2 separate regions of the Homo sapiens genome follow, and region 1 is linked to region 2. A link is a contact called in ENCODE Hi-C or POLR2A ChIA-PET data. All regions are on one chromosome and are shown on one strand. Each heading gives the region's core, a stretch centred on a gene start or an enhancer-like site at or near the end of the contact. The rest is flanking DNA. Distances are from core to core; before and after follow the strand shown. Region 1 overlaps INSR (insulin receptor). Region 2 holds the start of ZNF557 (zinc finger protein 557).

The links. A loop is a pair of places that touch in the nucleus more often than their neighbours do. ChIA-PET counts read pairs that join two places held with the same protein, here RNA polymerase II (POLR2A). Pooled maps may share reads with other maps.
Region 1: a pooled map shows a loop between it and region 2 (4-fold over the local background). The contact joins the enhancer-like site here to the promoter of ZNF557 in region 2. A Hi-C loop is called at or near these places in 2 of 50 pooled maps. POLR2A ChIA-PET finds 5 or more read pairs at or near these places in 3 of 52 experiments (H1, HEK293 and T-cell).

What each region holds. Positions count from the first base shown.
Region 1 is chr19:7,212,211-7,215,668 of GRCh38, reverse strand. All of the region lies in intron 2 of INSR (insulin receptor), which reads left to right. Among named protein-coding and RNA genes, the nearest start is that of INSR, 80 kb to the left of the region's middle. RefSeq lists enhancers at 2,011-2,556, 2,557-3,103. Within about 2 kb of position 1,293, at least 2 of the 41 ENCODE cell types and tissues checked have a DNase peak (open chromatin) inside an H3K27ac peak, as active enhancers do.
Region 2 is chr19:7,068,211-7,071,767 of GRCh38, reverse strand. ZNF557 (zinc finger protein 557) reads right to left here and starts at 2,065. Exons shown (of 8, transcript NM_024341.3): 1 at 1,995-2,065; 2 at 1,115-1,206.

The sequences.
Region 1 (3,458 bases), core at 44-2,543, 140 kb before region 2:
TTGAACCCGGGAGGCGAAGGTTGCAGTGAGCCAAGATCATGCCACTGCACTCCAGCCTGGGTGACAGAGCAAGACTCCATCTCAAAAAAATAAATAAATAAATAAATAAATACAGGAAAAGGAAGCTCGGTAGTTTTCAGGGGCTGCTGGCGTTTCCAAGCTTTAGGCATTTTGCTTTGAGTCTTTTTCTGTCTTTCGAGTCATCCTGAAGTGGAACCGAGAGAGGACTGAGTGGGTGGAGGGGGTGGTGGTGGGGACGGCTGTCTGCTCTGCTGGAATTGAGAGTCTGGGAGATCATTGTGGTGTTTTTGGAGTGATTCTTAACCCCAGATATAGACAGTGACACAAGGGGCATAAATACGAGGAACAGTGACCTTCCCTGGTGTCCTTGTTTGAAGCATTTGACCATCTGGGCAAGGCCTGGGAGTGTCTGAACTGGCTGGTGCTTCCATGAACAAGCACAGACTCAGAGCCCATGGTCCTGGGTTCGAATCCTAGTTCTTCCACTTCTTTGCTGTATGACCTTTGTCTACAAAAAATAAAAATTTAGCCAGGCACAGTGGCGTGTGCCTGTAGCCCCAGCTACTCGGGAGGCTGAGGCAGGAAGATCCATTGAGCCCAGGGGTCGAGGCTGTAGTGAGCTATGATTGCACCACTGCACTCCAGCCTGGGCAACAGAAGCAGACCCTGAAGAAAGAAAGAAGCTGGGAAGACAGGGAAGAAGGAAGGAAGAAAGGAGGGAGGGAGAGGGGAAGGAAGGAAGGAAAAAAAAGGGAGGGAACAAGGAAGGAAGGAAGGAGGTGGGGACGGAGGGAAGAAGGAAGGAAGGAGGGAGGGAAGGAAGGAAAGGGAGGGAGGGGAGGGAGGAGGGAGGGAGGGAAGAAAAAAAGGGAAGGGAAGGAACTTTGGAACTACTGAACATCTCTGTTTCCTCATCTATAAAAAGAGGGATAAGTCATCATCATATCTTCCTCTATGGTCATTGAGTGGATGAAATAAGACAGCATTTGCAAATCCCCTAATGCATACCTGGCCCCTGATTTTGTTCCTTGGGCTGCAGCGATGATAGAGGTTTAAAACCTCCAAACGCTGTGTTGAAATCTCTCACGTGGACAACCAGCCCACCAGCAGAGAATGTCATTTTTCCATCCTGGGTAAACAGGGTAGAGAAGAATGAGGACCTCAGGCCAGGTTAGAGAGACCTCGCTTGGTGACCTTGGGAAGGCTTTTAACTTTTAACTTTAATGCTAACATCTGGTTCCCTCCAGTTAGGCAGTCGGCGGCCTAGCCGTCTTGTCTTGAAGTTTCTCTTGCCTTCCATCATGGGTTTATTTGTTCAGCAAATGTTTATGGAGGGCCAGCACAGGGGGGAATAAGAACTAGAGTTCTGGGAGGACGTGTGAAGAAACAAGTTCCGAGCCCCAGGGAGGAAAGAGGTCATTGCCTCCCTCTGGGGAAAATGTCTCTTCTCATACCTGGTTCACTTCTTAAATGGAATTTCCCCCTTCAGATGAGTAAGGCGTTTAATCACAAAGAGAAAACACCTTCATCACATAGCCATCCTTAAAAGGCATTTATTGTGAAGCTGGTTCATAGACTTCTCGCCCAGGTTGCTAACAGCCAACCTGTCTGGGTTTTGGGAAGTTAAAGTGTCTGTATCCCATTTCCTTTTTTTTTTTGAGACAAAGTCTTGCCCTGTCACCTAGCCTGGAGTGCAATGGCACAATCTCTGCTCACTGAAACCTCTGCCTCCCGGGTTCAAGCGATTCTCCTGCCTCAGCCCTCCCGCGTAGCTGAGATTGCAGGCGTGCACCACCACGCCTGGCTAATTTTTTGTATCTTTACTAGAGATGGGGTTTCACCATGTTGGTCAGGCTGGTCTCGAACTCCTGACTTCGTGACTCACCAGCCTCAGCCTCCCAAAGGGCTGGGATGACAGGCGTGAGCCACTGTGCCCAGCCAGTTCTGACTTTTTAACTTGTGATTTGACTTTTCCTGTCTGAAGTCTTTCTCTGCTGGACGTGAGTTGTTGAAGGTGTTGCTTTTCTTTGTAGACAATTAGAGGCGCTCATGCACTGGGCTATGGACAATAATACTTTGAAGATGTGCAAATGATTTGCAACCTTTGTTGCATAAATTATCCCTCTGAGATGCTGTTTGGCTTGATAAATAAAGGACCTGCAAGAGAGAATTTATCTTGAGCATTCCTTGGGGGAGAGAAGCAAAGGGGAAGTGAATGCTGCATAATAATTCTTTGCATACTTTATGGAGGGTGGGTTCCTGCAGTGCCCTGTAGGGTTTTTTGTTTGTTTTTTTTTTTTTTTTTTGAGATGGAGTCGCTCTGTAGCCCAGGCTGGAGTGCAATGGTGCGATCTTGGCTCACTGCAACCTCCGCCTCCCGGGTTCAAGCGATTCTCCTGCCTCAGCCTGCCAAGTAGCTGGGACTACAGACGTGCTCCACCACGCCCAGCTAATTTTTGTATTTTTAGTAGAGACAGGGTTTCACCGTGTTAGCCAGGATGGTCTCGATCTCCTGACCTCGTGATCCGCCCACTTCGGCCTCCCAAAGTGCTGGGATTACAGGCGTGAGCCACCGCGCCCGGCCCCCTGTAGTGGTTTAAAGCATCTTCACTGTTATTCTAAGCCTCACATTTTAAACAGAGCTGAAAAAGGACTCTAATTGCTGGCCTGGGATCCTTGTGTGCTGTAGGAATTCACTGAGGGGGCGGGGCTGGAGAGGGCTGCTAGAGGGTGGTACAGAAGCAGATGGAACTTTCTCTCTGGCTGGACACAGTAGCTCACACCTGTAATCCCAGCACTTTGGGAGGCTGAGGTTGGTGGATCACCTGAGGTCAGGAGTTCGAGACCAGCCTGGCCAACATGGTGAAGCCCCGTCTTTACTAAAAATACAAAAAATTAGCAGGACGTGGGGGTGGGTGCCTGTAGTCCCAACTACTTGGGAGGCTGAGGCAGGAGAATCGCTTGAACCCGGGAGGTAGAGCTTGCAGTGAGCCGAGATCATGCCATTGCACTCCAGCCTGGGCAACAAGAGTGAAACTCCATCTCAAAAAAACCCAAAAATAAATTTAAAGAAAAATTTTCTCTCTGATTCTGCCTGCCTGCCTGCTAGACTGGAAGCACCATGAGGTCAAGGTCCACGATGTCTTGTCGCTATTGAAGCGCCTCCAAAACATGGCAGACCCTCAGCAAATCTTGGACAGATGAATGGGCATTCGATTCAACATGTGTCTGCTAGGTGGGAGCTGAGCGGGAATCGCAGGGCTTGGGTCCCGGGGATGATGGGGAATGGCAGTGTGACTGTGGGGAAGCCAGGGGAATGGGGTGCTGGAGCCCCCAAAGCTATAAATCAGGGCCTGATGAACAGACAGACAGATGGACCAACTTAACCATTTCAGCCCCATCGGCTTTGATGATTTCCCTCTGGCTCTGGCAAGAGT
Region 2 (3,557 bases), core at 816-3,315:
AGTGCAGCGGTGCCATCTTGGCTCACTGCAGTCTCCGCCTCCCAGGCTCAAGAGAGTCACCACACCCAGCTAATTTATATATTTTTAGTACAGACGGGGTTTCACCCTGTTGGCCAGGCTGGTCTTGAACTCCTGACCTCAGGTGATCCACCTACCTCGGCCTCCCAAAGTTCTGGGATTACAGACAGGCTTGAGCCACTGCTCCTGGCCACAAATTATCTTTTACAATAGCCGTTCTGGCTTCATTGCAATGGACAGATGGGAAGAGACTAGAACAATGCCGCCCAGCAGGGCTTTCTGGGATGATGGAAATGATCTTAATCTTTGCTGTTCAATAGGGGCATTAACCACATGTCGCTGTCAAGCACTTGAAATGTGGTTAGTGCGACTGAGAAGCTGAATTTAAAATTTTATGGAATCTTAATTGGTCTACATTTAAATTAAAACAACCGCATGGACCAGCAGCTACCTTATTATACAGCATAAGTCTACAGGCTGGCAGGCCTGTTAGGAAAAGAAAAAAATAAAAGAAAAATTGAGATGTCTTGGAAGGTTGAAAAAAAAACTTTTAAATAGTGTTTACATGTTTTGTGTACTGATTTGCATATAGCTGTATTTACTGACTTATTTTGACACACATTATCACACACCCCTTAGTATCCTTCTCTTGAATATAAGGCATCAAACAAATAATTTTTAAGATACCCTCACTCGTGGCTCACACCTGTAATCCCAGCACTTTAGGAGGCCGAGGTGGGTGGATCACCTGAAGTCAGGAGTTCGAGACCAGCCTGGCCAACATGGCAACACCCCATCTTTACTAAAAATACAAAAATTAGCTGGGCGTGGTGGTGCACCCTTGTCATTCCAGCTACTTGGGAGGCTGAGGCAGGAGAACTGCTTGAACCTGGGAGGCAGATGTTGCAATGAGCTGAGATCGCACCACTGCACTCCAGGCTGGGCAACGGAGTGAGACTCTGTCTCAAAAAAAAAAAAAAAAATACCCTCACTGTTAGTGAGTCCTTGTGTTTACAACCTGAACACAGGAAAAATCCATTCACAGGTTTTCTACACAGTGGAGTCTTGCAACTTGCAGGTTCTACACGGTACCTACCTGATCATACAGAAGTCCACGGATCAGTGAGGATAGGTGAAACTTGAGGCTGGTTTCAACACAAATCTGAGCTTGAATTATACTTTTTTCGTCTAAATAAAAAGGGCACAAAAATCGCTTATGAGGCCTTTTGTAGGGAGTAATATGTACGTATAGTAAAATGTATTTACTGAGACTAATACAGTTGTTGCATAGAAAGACCACCCCATTCACTTAAAAAAAATTGATTTAAAGAATAAGAACCCAGGCTACTGGCTGTGCCTGAATTCACCAGATTCCTATCCAGCCATCTGGTCCCTAAAATGGGACAAGAAGCTTAAAGCTGTTTTCATCTGACTTGCTTAACTCATTTGGCTGGAGATTGTATGGTGACTCCAGATGCTTTAAATTCGTCACTTTAGGCCTTATAAGTGGACTCGGCTGAATTCTAAATAATTTCTACAGTGTATTCAGGACTGCAGAGATTTTAATGCCCTCCAGCAGGGTTTCCCAACCTGGGCACTAATGACATTTGGGGCTGGATGAGTCTTTGCTGGCGGCGGCTGCTTTACGCGCTGCAGGATGCTGAGCTGCTAGCATCCCTGGCCTCCACCCTCTAGATTACAGTAGTAGCACAGTCCCTCCTACCCTCCATTTTGTGACATCCCAAACCGTCTCCAACTATAGCCAAAAGTCCCCTGGGGCGCAGAATCGCCCCGGGTGAGGGCGACAGGGTGAGGACGACAGAGTGAGGATGACAGGGGCGCGGGGCCCGGACACCGGAGGAAACAGCAGCTTCGGGCTTAACTGAGCGCACAGCCCGAGGCCTCAGGGGCGGAAACCCGGCTCCCGGGAGGGACGCAGGCCCGCGGCTGGGGCCCCTCTCTGGACTCGGACTCACGGAATGAAGCACCTCTCGCGGAGACCGAAAGATTCTCCCAGACGCTGCAAGCGCGGCTCTTCTCACAAGACACAAGCGCGCTTCCGCTTCCGGTCTCCGGCTAGCCACACTGCACCTCCGCTTCCGGCTCCAGCTGGTCCCAGCCCAAAATGCGGCGTGTCAGGACCCCCGGGTTCAGGCTGCAGGTGCAGCAGCCGCGCACCCCAGCCTCCGGCTGAGGTGTTCTAGTTTGCTTAGTTATTAATAGAACCAGGTTGGGCCCTGGCTAGGGACAGCCGCGGAGGCAGGGTCGTCCTGGCGCGGGTCTGTGGCAGGGTTGGGGGCGGAACTAGCTCTTGAGCGGGGCTGTGGGCGGTACCAGGCCTGGAGGCGGGCCTGAGTGTTGACGGGGACCAGTTCCGGGGGCGGGGACCAACTCTGGAGCGGGGCTGTGGGCGGTACCAGGCCTGGAGGCAGGGCTGAGTGTGGGTGGAGATCAGCTCCGGGGGTGGGGAGAAGTTCTGGGGCGGGACCGTGGGCGGTACCAGGCATGGGGGCGGGGCTGTCAGGACAGAGACTAAGTTCCGGGGCGAGGTTGTGGGCGGGCATTAGGTTTGATGGGCGGATCTTGCTGTGGGTTAATACCAGGTTTGGTGGGCGAGTATGTGGACAAGATAAGGCAGTGGTGGGGCATGGAATGGGGTTGAGCTAGTAGGCTGAGAGGACAAGACTTGGTGGAGGTCAGTTTTTGGGTGTAGGGCTTTTTGTGGATTTTAAAACTGTTCAGGTAGCAGGATGCAAAATGAACTCTTTAAAGTTTTCTTCAGTCATTTCTCCACATTCACCGCCTGTTAAAATGATATAGCCACACATTTAGGGCGTGTGTGTGTGTGTGTGTGTGTGTGGCTTTTCGTTTGTTTGTTTTGAGACAGGGTCTCACTCTGTGGCCCAGGCTGGAGTGCAGTGGTGCAATCATAGCTCACTGCAGCCTCGACCTCCTGAGCTCAAGCCATCCTTCCACCCGGGCCTCCCACACTACCAAGCCTGACTATTTTTGTATTTGTTTGTAGAGAGGAGGTCTGTGTTGCCCAGGATGGTCTAGAACTCATGGCCTCAAGTCATACCCCACTTCGGCCTCCCAAAGTGCTGAGATTACAGGTGTGAGCCACACCACACCCAGCCTTTTTGTGTGATTTTGAGCTTCCTAATTTCTTTCAAAAATGGGATCATGTATGCATATTTCTCCCATCCAGAGGGGGACGAGGGGAGGGAGGACTAGGGAGGGATGTCTCCAAGTGAAAGCCAAAGCTGATTAATTGTCTAGTGCACATCTGGATCTACTGAAAAGAGAACTACATTTCTGGTGGAGAAAATAGGTGTTGGATTCATAGGAAGAAATAAAAAAGGAAATTTTAAAATTTAAGAGATCAAAAGAAAAAATGAGAAAAAATTATTAATGACATACTACTTGTTACATGTCTGGCTAAGGTTTAGATGCTACAAATGGTAAATATTGATGTCATAAAATGATAAACATTGAATTTTGATTTATCCAGATTCCTTAAATGATTATGTTTGGTGAGG